Linked DNA regions of Homo sapiens: region 1 is linked to region 2. A link is a loop called in an ENCODE intact Hi-C map of the cell type or tissue named here. Cell type or tissue: chondrocyte. All regions are shown on one strand. Links, peaks and the distances in the headings refer to the core of each region. The heading gives the core; the rest is flanking DNA.

What was found. Peaks named below come from ENCODE experiments on the same cell type or tissue, not always from the same donor. Only the 100,000 strongest peaks of a DNase experiment are listed, where the experiment ranks them.
Region 1: a loop joins it to region 2, with 8 times the contacts of the local background. A loop is called at or near these places in 2 of 110 quality-filtered maps.

The regions. Positions count from the first base shown.
Region 1 is chrX:112,870,425-112,878,770 of GRCh38, forward strand. No RefSeq gene overlaps it. Among named protein-coding and RNA genes, the nearest start is that of AMOT, 34 kb to the left of the region's middle. In chondrocyte, for the core only: CTCF peaks have their summits at 3,865 and 4,074; no DNase peak of the experiment used is centred there.
Region 2 is chrX:113,737,306-113,745,651 of GRCh38, forward strand. No RefSeq gene overlaps it. Among named protein-coding and RNA genes, the nearest start is that of XACT, 120 kb to the left of the region's middle. In chondrocyte, for the core only: CTCF peaks have their summits at 4,634 (motif pointing left) and 4,833; no DNase peak of the experiment used is centred there.

The sequences.
Region 1 (8,346 bases), core at 320-8,319, 870 kb before region 2:
ATAGGATTATTGTCACATAATGTATCTAAAATACCTGGCATGATGCCATGCACACAATAATAATAATGAGAGAACCATTGGCTCTCATTATTATGAGAACATTTAATATGTGCTGATTGTGTGGCCGGATGCTGTGGCTCACGCCGGTAATCCCAGCACTTTGGGAGGCTGAGGTGGGCAGATCACAAGGTCAGGAGATCGAGACCACCCTGGCTAACACAGTGAAACCCCGTCTCTACTAAAAATACAAAAAATTAGCCAGGCGTGGTGGTGGGCACCTGTAGTCCCAGCTACTTGGGAGGCTGAGGCAGGAGAATGGCATGAACCCGGGAGGTGGAGCTTGCAGTGAGCCGAGATCAGGCCATTGCACTCCAGCCTGGGCAACAGAGCGAGACTCCATCTCAAAAAAAAAAAAAATGTGCTGATTGTGTTAAGCACTTAATATCTATTATATAATTTAATATATCCAAAACTATTTTGAACATGGGCCTTCATAATTCTGGATTTGATCATGGATATGGATGACTCATGACTTTGGGGCTATGATGCCATCCATTACGTTGAAACTAGATTCTCTTAAAAATAGGTTGCACAAATATGCATCCTTAGGTAAATGTTCTGCTTTCTATCTAAATTCAGCTCTTGGATCTAGAAAGTCTCTCTTTGACATCTTACTGATTACAAACTTATCTTCGTACATCAGTCCCAGATTTTTGAGCAATGACTCAATTTCTATACCTGCTATAGCAAAATATGCAGGTAGCCTTACTACCCTCACTGGATGTCTCTTACACTGACCACATTACATATCTATCAAGAATACTTCACTCTACACCAAATGTGGTTTTCATCTTTGTATCTTCCAATTCCAACTGTTTCCAATGCTGTTTTCATCATAGATGACCACCTGACAAATATTCTAACAGCAGAAATATCCTTCAGCAAGCAATACCTTAGAATAAGCTTAGTTCCAATCCATGACAAACCCCCAGAGGACATCTCAGTAGAGGTCTGGACCTGTCTGCTCAAAAACCTTTGATTACAAGCGCTTGGATGCTGTAGTGGATATACCTGGTTTTTCTGTCCAGCACCCTTACCTCATTTGGTGGAACTGCTCCTTGTGCTGTACAATCATGTGATTTTGTTGAGGCAGCTGCTAATCATAGTGCTCTATCTCATTGGTCACAGGGCTTGGGTGCTGACCCAAGCCCATTCAAACATAAAACTCCATTTCTGTAACTACACTAATTACTCTGGGTTGAGTATGTGACCAAGCTTAGCCCATCAGATTCCTTCCTTGAAATTTTCAATTTTGATCTAGAGAAAATTGGCCTTACTTTTGAGGTCATAAATCTAGAATAAGAAAGGGAGCCACAAACAGGCATCATTCCTGCCATATGGAAAAATCTATCTTAGGAGAAGAGAATGGGGCCAACAAATAAAGGAAAGCAAAAGATGGACAGAAATATTCTTGATGGTATCATTTCAGCATCTGGCTCAAATATGCCATATCTACCTTAGACTTCCCAGTTAGATAACCCAATCATTTTGGTTTTTTTCCCAAGTGACTTTAATTTGGGTTGCTGTCATTTGAAAATGTACTTTCCTATAATGGCCATGTTCAAACTGGTCGTCTGGCTCCCTCCGTATCCCAGATATAGTCTGTGCTCCAGCAACCCCTCCTCCTTTTGTGTAAACAGGGCAACACTTCATACCTGGCTCTCTGTGGCCCACCACTGAGCACCAATCTAGCAGTATTATACTCCAACTAGTAATGGAGCAGATGTTTTGGACGTAGCCATCCAGTGAAGGAATTGGTCTTCAACATCAGTAGAAGCAGATAGGATTTACAATGAAACAATGGGGTATCCTAATAGGGGACACATTACAACAACGAGGAAATAGAGAGGTGGACAATGCTCAGAAAGTGGGAGTAATAAATTAAATTGGCGAGAAATGTGTTTTTCAGTTTTTTTTTTTTTTTTCAGTTTTTTGGGGCTGCCTCTAGTTATTCTTGTTATCTCTAGTTAACTATTTACCTATTTACCACTACTAATATCTAGTTACTCTCAGTTATTTAAATAAGAAATAGGATGTTATAATTGATTGGAATGTGTGTTTCTGATCTTCTAAGCTTCAGTTATTCTTGTTGTCTATAATATTTAGCTATTAGTTTGCTTGTTACTAGTTAACTAATCGTGTCATTTCTCTGTTTTTTGTTTTCTATACTTCTCGCTCGCTCTTCTAATAAGAAATGAAAAGTTAGATTTAAGAGGAATACTTTTTAGCTTCTTGGTTTACTCTAGTTATCTCTAATTCATTATTTATCTAATCAACGTTAGTTACATCTAGTTATCCCTAGTTATTCAAGCAAGAGATGAGAAATTAGAGTTGAGATGAAAATATCATCGTGAGTTTCTTGGCTTATTCCAGTTATTCTAATTATCTAGTTAGCTAGTTACTAGTTAAGATGATCCTCTATTTTTTCTAGTTTTCTGTAGTTGTCACTATGATTTTAACATGAAATAAGTTAGATTCGAGAGGATTTTGGTTTTGTTTGTTTTTTGCATCTTGGCTTCTTCTAGTTATCTTTAGTTACCTTTAGTTAACAAGTTAGTTACTACCAGTTACATCTAGTTATCAATAGTTGTCCACCAAGATTCTTTTCTTTTCTTAGGAACAGAGCTGAAATATCTTTCCCAGTCTCCCTTTGTCTAAATGGGGCACTGTGACTGGTTCTCCCCTATAGAATGTGAACAGAAGTGATGTGTCTCTTCTGGGTTGAAGCAGGTAGGAGTGGATATGTTTTCTTTACACTCTCTCTTTCCTCTTCACAATGAACTTGGAGACCATGCATTGAAGATGGTAGCATTATAAGACTGAAGGAGTCTCAGTCTTTAAATGACTAGCTGGATTAGATGCTCCTCTGCTCCTACTGACCACATTGGGCTTTGACTCAAATGAGCAAAAAAATCTTTACTGACTTACGCCACTGAAATTTTGAGATTTGTTGTAGCATTTAGCCTATCCTGACAAAAACACTCTATCTGTCATAGTACTTATCATCCTCTCTTGTATTTTATATGTTTTTGTACTTTGTCTCCTCCATTAGATTGGGACTTCCTTGGGGGACAGGACCAGTATATCTTTAGTCATTGTACCCCTAGTTGTTAGCTCAGTGTTCAGTATACAGTAATTACAATAATAAATCTTATTGAATTAATACTATAAATGGATACAAGTGCACTGACAGGATCCCCCTTACTGTCTCATCAATAAGGACCACTCTTTTATTTAAGATGTCTGAATTCTTTTTCTTTTTTTTTTTTTTTTTTTTTTGAGACGGAGTCTTGCTCTGTCGCCCAGGCTGGAGTCCAGTGGTGCGATCTCGGCTCACTGCAAGCTCCACCTCCCGGGTTCATGCCATTCTCCTGCCTCGGCCTCCCAAGTAGCTGGGACTACGGGCGCCCACCACCATGCCCGGCTAATTTTTTTTTTTGTATTTTTAGTAGAGACGGGGTTTCACCGTGTTAGCCAGGATGGTCTCGATCTCCTGACCTCGTGATCTGCCTTCCTCAGCCTCCCAAAGTGCTGGGATTATAGGCATGAGCCACCGCGCCCGGCCAAGATGCCCTAATTCTTTACTAAGGTGATTCACTCATTCCCTCTCCCTTAAGTTTTGATTGTAGGTAGAGAGAAGAACTCCATAATGATTTTGAAAAAAGTGATAAGGTTCAAAGATCAACTAGTTGCCCACACACAATAGATTAGGACCATTAGTCTACCAGGTTGAGCCACATTTTAAGTTGCTTATAAGCAGCTAACAGAATTTTTCTAAAAAGCTGAATTTCTCTTATGGGGTCCATAGATGTCAGTATAACATAGAACAAATATATTAAAAATGGTTGCATGGGATATCAAGTATGCATAGCAAGGATATTTTGAAATTCATATACATGTGGTCTATGAAATGGCGGTTTGATTAGTCATTCAGGATTAAAATCCATCCAAACAAACACAATTAGCCAAACTAGTATTTGTCAATACACAGCCCAAAGGAAATCTGTTTTTTTCAAGAGAGTTTTTCACTTTAACAGCTTGAGCAATCATATATAAATGAGCCCAGTGTTTTTAAAATGAGTGTTTATCATCCTTAAGCAAATTTAACTAAAATCTCATTGGTCTCTAGCACATGTTTTGAAATGTGACAGGCACTTTCTGAGCTGGTAGAAAGAAGAAACTTGCAGTGTTGGGTGGAAGCATTTTTTTGTCAAGTCTTAGGAAAGGTCACTGAAGAAATCTCTGAGAAACTTCTAGAACATTTTTAGGCTATTTCACTTCCTGAATGGGTTCGTCCAGTTCAAAAGGAAACTGAATTTAAAAGAAAAACCTGGGGGCTATCTCAGGGTCTACTTGATGCTAAGTAACCATTTTGTTTTTGTTTTCATTTTTCAACTATCCTTGTGGCTTTGTTTGATGCAATTTGAGTATGTGCAGTATTACACAGTGCTACAAGGCACTGATCAACTCTGCTATAATTTAATGTACTGGTTTTACTACTCTACACATACTCCTATAAACATCTTCTAAGGAAAGTGCAGAGTGACAGGCAGCACACAAGACATTGCTACTAAAAGACAATGAGATAAGGTTGCAATTTTCCAAATGAAAGTTTTTAGTCATAATTGCATATGTGGCACACTTCTTAACCCGCTTATATAGACTATATTCCAAATTACCTCTTAGAGTTAAAAAGGGACAATTAGGTCCATATTCATACGCTAATAAGCATTGCATTATTTAAATCTGCTTTTCTTTTTAAACTATGAAAATGAGAATTGAGCAGTGGCAGTGGAAACATATAAAGTGGTAATTACCATCTTCAAAGTGCAGCTTTTTCACATAAACACATTTCACCTAGCAGGTTTAGTAGCTATTTTTCAACAATAAAATTTGGTGAGTAAACCTTATTTTTCCCTATAGAAGTAGCCTTTAAAACACAGCATATCAAATTACCTTAAAAATATCTCCAAGGAAAGCAAAGTTTTGCTATAAATGCTGCAAAACTCCCACTTTTTTATGTTTGAAAGACTGCCTTCATGGAATATGATATAACTTCCATTTCATTTTTTTTTCCTTTAAAAAAATTAGTAGGAAGGGGATTAGGAAGTATCCCGGTGTTCTCGCTAATTGGTATTTGTTGCTACACTCCAGAGACATTGGGGAACATGACCATTTTAGATCTTGAAAATTAATCCTAATAGATATCAGAATATCTCAGCTTTGAGACGTGTCTCTCACAGTCTGGGAGACACATCAACAACAGGTTATTGTTCAACATTTGTTAAGTGGGTTGGCTGATGGTTAGTAAAAATCAAGCGATGAGAATAATTACTCCATGACTTGCTTGAGGGGCAGATGTTAATTTACCAAATTTATCAGGAAATAAGCAATCATAAAATCCATGAGAATTAATGCTGTAAATCTGGATGTTTTGTGGTGCCTAGGCCACACTGCACATTGATTAAGTGGCAGATAATGTTGAGCATTAGTTCCTTATTGAACATTACCCATCACATTTGCATCATGCCAGTTTCACTGAGCAACCTGCAAGTGTGCTGCTTCTGCACGTTTTACATACTGAAAACATTAGTTGAAATAAAGATGAGCATGCAACGCACTGCTGTGGGATTTTCTTCTCAATCGGGACTCATAAAAAACAGAATTGAGAGTTCTTCAGATGCCTCCATTCCTTATCTATCTAGCACAAAAGGCAACATATGTATACCAACTTACAGTACAACCTTAGGTAAGTCACTTAACCTTTTTGTGCCCGAATTTCTTCGTCTGTCAAGTGCCTATATTAATGCACATCTGTTCCACAGGGTGGGTGTATCAAATGAGATAACGGCTGTAAAAGGTCATTGTAAACTGTAAAGTGTGATACTAGTGCAATGCGTTAATAACAATAGTGCTCAGTTAAAATGTGTGTGGCTTTTGTTTTTGCTGCTACCTTTTTGCCTTAGAAACTAGACATTTGCTCTCTTGCCCTTTAAAAAAATCAGAAATTCTGAATCAATCTATCTGCCTATTCCATGTTTATGAGCTTGTTCCAAGGCGAATTGCTGTCTACCAAATTGCACAAGCTGCGACCTCCAGCTCAAACCAGAAATAAGCTGGAAGATATGCTCTGCTCTTTGGCATTTGAAGTCTGACAAAAGTTATCTCTATATATATGCAAGACAGGATAACATGGTCAGAGGAGAACTACATGTGCAGATTCTGCTTATTAGTGCCATACAAGCAGTAAAAGCAAACAAAGAAACAATCACATTTTGAACCTAGCAAGTAGTGCATGTGAATGAAAAAGGGCTACTTTTCATCTGTGCTTTTCTCCATGAAATAATTTTAGATATTTATGAATTCTGTAGTGAAACCCAGAGGTAGCATGGAAATTGTTTTAATTAACAGGAGAGTGAACAACAAGCATATAAGGCTTTGTAAGCTGTGAAATCTCAATGAGAAATACATTGTTAGGTCTGCTTGAAAATATTGCTTTGGAAAACCAAGCTCATGGCTATCTAAACTCTGTGATTTCACAAGTACCAGGTGAACCGACTAGTAGTCCTCAGGAATGTGTCTCTCAGTTGACTGCAATCTGGATGTTCACTTTTTGTTGGAGCTTCTTTCCAGGAGCTTAGGAATTTTACACTTCTCATTATTTTTCCTATTAATATATTGCAAGTACCTAGGTGTTATTTAAAATTATAGCAAAACAGACCTCTTGTCATTTACAAGTGAAAGTTAAAAACATTGAGATGATTTCTTGACAGACCAAGAGAAGTGATTCTCTAGGATGTTAAGGGGTTCAAATTCTTTTGTGAGAGGAGGATTTGAAAATGAAAAAGCATATGGGGAAAGAGAGCTTGAGGTTAGTAAGTGCCCCATGTAAGGGGTAAAAGTTGGAACCCAGAGAGGCCTCACCTGCTTCAGCATTTTCCCCTTATAGATACATTCAGGAGACGTTTTATGACTGCAGTGACCTTGGAAAGACAGGATTGCACCATAGACACACACCTGTTACAGGGGCAGCCTTTAGAAGTTTGCTTCTATCAAGCATCTGGCCAGCTTAAAAGAATTTTAATCAGGAAGAGGTTTATGAGGTAACATTGCTTGGACACTCTCCTCTCTGAAGCCCTTTTGATACCAAGCAAAAGGTTGTTCAGTCAATCAGTTGCTTATCAGGCCTATCTTAATTATACCTTGGAAATCAGTATGCAAGTTAAATTGTCGTTAGGCTGTTACTATACTGTTTTAGAAAGTGTGCACTCTGTCTGTTCATTTCTGAAAGATTTTCTTCGTCCTGAGAGTCACAGCTGGAGTAGAACTAAAACCTAACACCGGCAAGGAAACCTCCTGCTGGGTGCAGTTTCCTAGCTTTCAGCATAATTATGCAAATCCATCTTTGACATTAGAGAAAGGCCAGTGACAATGTCAAGCAAATGTTATCCAATTTTCACTTAGCCCCATTTTAGGTATTCACAGAGCTGATGTTCAAGCACTAAAATATGTGAGTCATTTAAATGTCTAAGGGAGTTTCAGTTTGGTTCCTGCTACTGGAGTGGTTCAATTAAAAGGAGAAAATCATCTGCACAAAATCCTCTCCACTTCTGTCTCCTCAACCAGTAATGGGGCTTTCAGTTTACGTGCAAGTCTTGTAACATTCATAGGCAGTTTCCATGACACTCACCACTGTGAACTCTGCTTTTCTGGAATTAGGCTGTGTCTAAGTGTAACACAGACGCACCTGCAGCCAACCTTTTATTCTGATTGTTTTGTTTTGCTTATTTGTTTGTTTTCATATCGCTCTATCCAGCACAGCCACAAAGTTCCAGGAAACCATAACATCATGGGGCTTTTCAAATAGAATAAAAAGGGTACGGAAATCTGTCTTATTGGTTATAGAGGCACAGAAATAGAGTCATGAACATTATAATCTGGAAACAACCATGTTTTCAGCTAGACTGGCCTCCACATTATGCATATGAGTTACCTGAATCCTGTTGCAAATGACTCAAAGTCTCTAAATAAATCAGGACATGGCAAGAAGAAGGATCCAGATTTTCTGACATCCAATCCAGTGTTTGTTCTACTACATTACATTTTCTAGAAGATGTTTCATGACTGGGTGGCAGCCTTCCACAAAGGCAATATGGACATCTTTTTATGCCATGAAATTAGGGGGATTTTCAAAACCTCTTGGTGAGGATCAGAAACCAAAGACTTACCCTTACCAAAGCAAGAATCTTGGATGTTTGCCTAACAACAGTGACCATGAGGAACAAA
Region 2 (8,346 bases), core at 283-8,282:
GCCTTACCGCAGATAATGTTCTTCAAATATTCTATTCCCTTTTTAATCAGTCTCTCTAAGCAAAACACATATTTCACCCTTCATCCTAACCCTTTAAAAGTTATATTAAGACCATAATAAAAGGATTGGAACTACTAAGCCATCATTTTACTGCTTCCCCCTCAGATTTCTCCTTCGTGCATTTCTTCCTGAAGGAATTGCACAAGGTTTGTCTTGAGAGAATTAGAGCCAGTCATAATGCAATTATTACCAGGTGCATGGACTTTGAAATAAGTGAGATTGGTTTCAAATTGATTGGATAAGGTGAAATGCTTGACCTCTCTCCAATCTTCAGTTTCTTTAGCTGTTAAATGGGACAATATTACCTATTTCTCAGGCACTACATGAAATTATGCACTTAAAGTATAGTTCAGTGAATGGTATAAAGCACTTAAGGAATAGTTGTTATTTTTATTGTTGGAAAATGGATTTATCTGACATGTTCACATTAGATATATTTTGAACAGCCCCAGGCACATATTTACAATTAAATTAGACACTACAACTCTGCAGAGATTAAAAACTAGAGTTAACGTTAGTCAGATTTTCTTAGAGCACAGATATACAAATAACAAGGTAGAAAGAATGCTGGATTATATTTTGGTTCTGGTTGTGTCAATAGTCATTCATTTTTGTATTAATAGTCATTGAGAACTTATTAGGTTATAAATATATATTGGGGAATAAAACAAATACCATGCCTAAATTTATGGAGTTCACATTCTGGTAGGAATGACAGAAAAGAAATAATTAAAGAATCAAGTAATGATATAAATAAAATTATTATGTTTGGTGAAGAAGATGAATACATAACAGATGGTGAAGTATAATGAGGGCCCCATGGTGGGTACGATATTAGGGATGGTGTCTCTGAAGAGCTAACACTTAAGGTAGTCCTGAAGAATGATAATGAGCCACTCGTGCAGGCAAGAGAAGGAAATCTATTCTAGATGGAAGAACAAGCACGTATGAAAGCCCTGGAGTGGGGAGGGGCCTGTCATGTGCCATGAACCGAAAGGAAGCCTGTGTGACTGTAGAGTGGTGAGCAAGGGCAGAATGGCCCACACTGAGTTGAAGTAGCAGTTAGGCGATGAACCACTCAAGGCCTTGTAGGCCATGGGAATTAATTTGGATTTTATCCTAAGAGTGAAGAAAAGTCATGAGTGTTTTAATCAATAGAGAAACATGATACAATTTTATATTTTTAAAAGACCTCTTTGACTTCTACATGTGGCAATGATGTGGAGGAGGCAACAGAAGTACAAAGACCATTTAAAAGACCCTAGAAATGGCCTCTGAGAGACATGCTGGTAGCCAAAACTATGTTGATGATAGTAGAGATGAAGAGAAATAGATGTGTTTGATATTTATATTTAGAAATTATAAACAGCAGTACTCACTGAATGATTGTCCACATAGAGTAACGAAAGAAAAATATTAAGGATGACTCCAAGCGTTCTGGTTTGTAAATCTAGGTTGCTTGTACTGCCATTTACGGAGATATGAAAGACTGAAACAGAAAAAGTGAATAGAGGTATGAGGTAAAGTTACATTTCAGATGCCCATGAGGCATCCAAGCATAGATGTCAAGTATGCAGAAGGAATATCAATCAAGAAATTTCAGGGATACATTAGGTATATATAGAGAGAGATTTCAGAAATTTAGGGTATAGATAACATTTGTGGTTATAAGACTGACTCAGAGCACTTAGAGAAAGAGTACAGGTAGAGAAGAGATGCAAGAACTAAGAACTGTGACACCCAACATTCACAGGTAAAGAAGAGGGGAGGGACAAGCAAAGAGAACTAAATGCAGTCCATCTCCAAAGGCTCCCTAATCTGCCTTTGTTTCTCCTTCCCATTGCCATTACTTCAGTTCTGGCCACCACTAGAGTTCTACTGAATCAAAAAGGTGTGATTTTTCAAGGTGTGAGAAGTATCTTGGAGCTTCATTTTCTCACTTCTTCCTATTTATGTAGTTTACACAGCCTGTGAAACAATCTGAGATAGGAACTAAAAAACAGATTCCAATGTTTTGCATCAGCACAACCACTCTCTAGATTATGCACTTCTGTTACTATGTGAGTTTATTTACAAAGGTCTTGATGACTTTTTTGAAGGAATGATATCTGTTTGGTGAGTCTTTACTCAAGGTATAGCTCCACATGCAGAATAAAAGATTTAACAAACACATTAAGTGTATATGCTCCTTTTGCTGATGACATCTGTGAGGTTTTGACAGATTACAGAGCATTCCCCATTTGGACACATTTGCCAACCTGAGAAAATTACAAATTGCAGCTGACTTTCAAAATAAGTGACAAGGAAAAACTGTGGTAAACTCTTCCATCATTCTTGTTTTATGGCCTCTGCCATTTCTCTAGAAGTTAAAAAAAGAATTATAAGGGTAGGACTGAGTGGTTTTTGTTATTCTTGAGTTTAGGTTTCTCAGGAATTGGAATAGATCAGAGTGACAGGAGATTAACGTGCCAATCCAACCACCAGTGTCTGGATTTCCATTCACTCAAATACCTAAGGATATTAACACATATTTGTTTTACAGGTTGGGAATTATCTCCAGAATTATCCCATCATTTGAGATGTGCCATTAAAAATGAGCCTTTTTTCCTTTTCTTTCAGAGAAAGCAAGAAATATTTTATTCAAGGGGAATTACAACAGTGGGGTTTTGTAGTAGAGGGAAGAGATTGGATTCACATCCCTAGTCTCTTTTCTTAACATTGGGATTTAAAAGTAGGTCTGAAAAAGATGGTCTTTTAACTTCTGCCATACTATTAATTTATGTTGAAAAAATATCTTTTCCATAATACTTTCTTCATGAGGTAAATACATTGCAAAGAATTTTACTGATTTCCAAGATAAATAATTGTTGCTAGCCAAGCCAGTAATGGGATAAATTCCCCCCAATACACACAAACTCAGTTACCTGCCTTTGATTTTGCTCATTACCAGTAAACAAGGTAGGAGGATATATAAACTTGAAAAACTGAGACCCAGTTTCACCATTTGTGAATCTTTAACCAAAATTCACTAAATCTTCTCTGATAGTGTCTATTAATGTTTGAGACAGAATTTTCTAAGCACCTAAAAAATGTCTGGTTGCGGCCGGGCGCGGTGGCTCACGCCTGTAATCCCAGCACTTTGGGAGGCCGAGGCGGGTGGATCATGAGGTCAGGAGATCGAGACCATCCTGGCTAACAAGGTGAAACCCCGTCTCTACTAAAAATACAAAAAATTAGCCGGGCGCGGTGGCAGGCGCCTGTAGTCCCAGCTACTCGGGAGGCTGAGGCAGGAGAATGGCGTGAACCCGGGAAGCGGAGCTTGCAGTGAGCCGAGATTGCGCCACTGCAGTCCGCAGTCTGGCCTGGGCGACAGAGCGAGACTCCGTCTCAAAAAAAAAAAAAAAAAAAAAAAAAAAAAAGTCTGGTTGCAAAATTTTCCGAGTGTCTATCCCTTCTTAAAAACATAAATTAAAATAATTATTTTAAAAATGTGTACATGTTTGTTTATATCTTTTTATCTTAACTACAGATTAAACTTCAGGTAGTGGCCACAATAACAAGAGTCAATAATATTGAGATCTGGTTTTCTTTTTAGAGGAGGCAGAGAAAGAAAAAGAATTTGTATATTCCTGGTGCCTAGCATGGTACAGATGCATTGTCAGTGCTCAATACATGATTGTATAAGGAAATGATACTAGTTGCTTTATTTGGATCTTACTTTTGTTTCGTTTTGAGACAGAGTTTCACTCTTGTTGCCTAGGCTGGGGTGCAATGGCACAATCTTGGCTCACCACAACCTCCGCCTCCCCAGTTCAAGTGATTCTCCTGCCTCAGCCTCCCGAGTAGCTGGGATTACAGGCACGTGCCACTAAGCCTGGCTAATTTTGTATTTTTTTAGTAGAGACAGGGTTTCTCTATGTTGGTCAGGCTGGTCTTGAACTCCCGACCTCAGGTGATCCGCCCGCCTCGGCCTCCCAAAGTGCTGGGATTACAGGCGTGAGCGACCGCGCCCAGCCTTACTTTTGATTTTAACTATAAGCAAATGAAGGGACTTGCTGAGCAAATTATCCTACCTACCTGCACCTCCTCCAACATATCTGTTTTACACAGGTTGTTTTCACATTATGAAATGGATATTTTTAAAAGTATAAATTGATTTCCCAGGTCATATTCATTACTGAAAAAAAAAATTAGGGTTTGAATTATAGTAACAGATGTATTTGGTTCTTGATGCCACCTAATTTAAATTTTACTGAAATTCTGACCCCAAAAATGCTCTATCCCCTGTTCCTACTTTTTATCTCCCTCTGAAAAAAGGAATTGGTCAGAAAGGAAACAGTCCTCTGTTTTCCTATAGGTACTTCATGCTCAGAGCATGGCCACTTCTCTCTGCTGCTGCTGTAGCATTGGTTGTGTTATATAGCTGCTTCAGAGTCAACCACCAACCTCCAACTGCTTAAACAAGATTCACAGTGATTTCTGTGCTGGACAGAAAAGACCTTTCCAGTCAAGAGACAACCTGGCTTCTAAAAGCTCACAAATATTTGGTACCTCTTTCAGGTTTACAGCACCCTCTGTTGGGAAAAGTTTGCCAAATCCAGAAACTGTGCAATAGCCTTAACGTTGCTCAACCAGTCCTGAAATTGTGCCACATGGAAGTTCTACTGCTTTTTAATAGAAATGATTCTCAGACTTTCCAAGACCCATGCCCATAGAGCTCTGGCCTGAATCAAAGTTGACAGTTCGACATCTGCAGCTCCTAAAGAACAGGGCAATTTCCCAGTCCCTGAATGAGCCTGTATGAGAGGCTTTGGAGACACTTGGCCAAAATGGTGGGAAATGTGAGTTGTTGGACAAGTTATAATGACAAAGACAGATTGAATATTTAAATATTATATACATTCCTATTAAATATGAATGGCATATAGTATATCAGGGAAATATTCTCAAAGGTTCAATTTCGGTTTACCATCTTCAACATATGTAAGTTCTCTTAAAAGTGCTAAATCACTTTCTGCCACATTTTGAAGAGCACGTCCATGCCAAGAAAAGGCGTAACTCAGATTGCATTTTAGCCTAATTTCTGAGACACTGGGCTTTTAAAATAGAACCCAGTAGGTATTCATTAATGTGCTACGTCTGCCATCCTTTAAAATAGAAAATGTAGCTCATTTCTTTCACTGTTTACTTGCATCACATTGATGTTTTTGTTAGTTCCACGATACTTAACAGTTTTAGATTAAATCATCTTGATGCGTTCCCATCCTGTATGTGTCATACATGTCCTCTGTTCACAGAGTAAAATGTGTAGTTACTGTGAATTCCATGAAACACAAACTACTATGCAAAATGATTTTTTCCCTAAAACAAAATCTAATTTATATCTCGAGGCTCCATTTTCTGTTGTTGAACACTTCATCTTAGGTGATTCAAGCTTAACTCAATGAATATAAGCTTTTCTCAGTTAAGTTGTGTTTCTTCCTCATACCCTGCATTTTTCCCAGCATATGAAAGCTCCAAGGGTCTAATACCACGGCATTGTTGGGAAGGGGTGTCTATTTCTTCGTCCTTGGCCAATATTCCTGTTAGCATCTGCCGAAATCCATATAATATCCCGCCAAAGGTCCGTGTGAGACACACTGTATCCGCTTAATTCTGTTATCTTTTGGTCTGTCACTCTTTTCTTAGCTACCACGTTCTCCACTAATAACAGATAGAAAATATTTAGATACCCTCCCCTCCCTCTCTTGGGCCTCAGAAAACTACTGGAACTGTATCAGGCCCTCTATCATAGACCCACCACACCACCATTTCCATGGTACTGCTGCTGAACTATGGTGGCACCAGAGACCTTTCAAGGTCTATGACCACCGTGGACTTCACCTGAAGTATAAAGCATGGGTGCTTCTCTCTTTCAGATCCCCAAATCTATTTTCAGTTTCTATTTCCCCCACCCCAACTCAGGGACACAGCTTGTGAAGAGGAATTCTCAGAATCACTTCTGAGAAGTACTAACCAGAGCTTCCTCTCTTGCTTCTTAAATATTCTCTGTTTTCCTCCAGTTCAGAGGATCTCTTATTTCCTCTGGTGTGGGAAAATTTGCTTATACATCATTATGCATTCTTCCAAATCAATTTTTTATGACTTTGGGTTCTGACTCTCAATGCCTAGGCTTCTGAAAGTTTTCTCTCTAAATTGTTTCTTTACCACTAGTTCCAAAATAGACTTTAAATTGATTTTTTCTCTGCATTTCTTCCATAACCTTTATGTCCTGAGGCAGTGAATGTCAAGGTCTAGTTTGAAATGGAGAGAGCTTCGAGGTAAAAGGACATTCAAGAAAATTGGAAAACATATTGGTTAATACTTCTAAATGTTATATTGTAACAATAAAATTTCCAAATAACACTGTTATGAAAGTTTGGGGATATGCCCTGGGATTGCCAACTGGAGCATATAAGAATTAAAACATTTCTTTTCAGCATCAACAACTATTACAATTACACACATTTTCTTAAGCCATTTACCTGTCAACAACATTGTTCTTCTCTGTGCATTGAAAGTGGAAGAGACCCACTCCATAAAGAATGATGCCAAACGTTGTGAAAACCTGCCCTTCTCTACGAGTCAACAGGTTGCTTCTAGTTAATGAATGAGGAGAAAAATAGAACAAGTGTGCTCCACTCTAATCTTAGAAACTCAAACCCTTGAGCAGGGGAAGTCTTTTTCAAGCTGCTAATTTTCTGTTCTGGTTCCAATTTGTTGGTTGAGAGATAGAGGATATAGAAATCTCCTTCAGATATACAACATTTCTTTTAAAACTTAAGATTTACTGCCTTTTTTATTTCTCCTTTTCACCTGAAATCTTTTCTGTTATTTGATGTTGCCTCCACCTGCTATGTGTACTCACATAAACATGCCTTGTCAGGATAGTATACAAGGATGTCACCAGCACCAAAATGAATCTTTCTGGTAACAAGTATCACAACAACCCATCCCCCACTTAATTAAATGTTGCTCCTCTGATGGCCATGTTGTTTCATCATGGTGATGTATCAGCTCCCAAAAGCTTTACTACCTTATTCTGGGACTCTTTGACTAATATCACTGTTGCCCCTTATGCTCATACTAGGTTGGTGCAAAAGTCATTGTAGTTTTTGCCATTCCTTTCAATAGATAAAGAATAGAGACTTTCTAGTAGAAAAAGAAATTCTGTCATTACCTACATCTTAATAGGTACACTATATTGTCTAGTATTAACTCTGTGTCAACCACCCTCATAGTCTCCTATGCAATACAGTGAAGCAGCTGAGAACCACATTTCCCAGAGTATCCTTCCTCATGTTAAAATTTGCCAATGAAAGACATACAGAATATGGGAAACAGAAGAGAAGGAGGGGTCATTACTCTCTGGAAACAACTGCAGTCAGACAAGTGGGCAGACATGACGTTTGAAGGAACTTCTTAAGAATCACCGACATCCCTGTTTTGTATATCATACTTGTATAGTTATAGTTGGTTAGAGTCCTCCAAACATTTCTGGCATTCACAGCAGCTTCAAGGGACATTCTTGAGACCCGCTCACTTCACTGCTGCAGATTGAAATAGTTAGGGAATCTTCTAAATGTTCCTGGGATTTGCTGTGGCTTTGGGATGACCTTAGGAGAACCACCTGCTTCAATGCTGAAGGCTGAATTCACTGGCTGTGGCTTCCTTGACCTTTGCTCCGCCTGTTTTTTCCTTTCAAATGTTGAATAACTTTCAATTCCCCCAACTAAAACTTTCATACTTTCCATATATAGAGTGGCTCTGATTTCTTGATCTAGCCCTAATTAATACATTAAACTTTATCCCTCTCCACTTTGTGAATTTAGTGAAACCCTTAATAAGATTTCTAAATTCCAATCTCTCCCTATTTGGGACAAATAGAAGCATCCTCTAAAGTGTTCACACTGGTTTGAATTAGTCCAAGTAGAGGTTGTAAGTATCTTTCTTTTTCTGTAGTAACTTCATCATTTCACACGGTAAGATGAGATCAAGGTGTTAAAACATTTACATTGAGATGATTGTTGCATCCACAGAACCTCATACTTCCTAAATTTCTGGAACATGTAGCACTAAAGCTCCCATTGTCTTTTTTATGGGTAGATCCTCTTTGAGCCTTGAAGACTAGGTTCAATGGCCTATAAGTTATTCATTTGCTTCTTACTAGTTTTAGCATTTGTGATTGCAAAGAATAATTCATTAGTTGCATAATTACTACCAAAAATAAATTATTCAATATATATA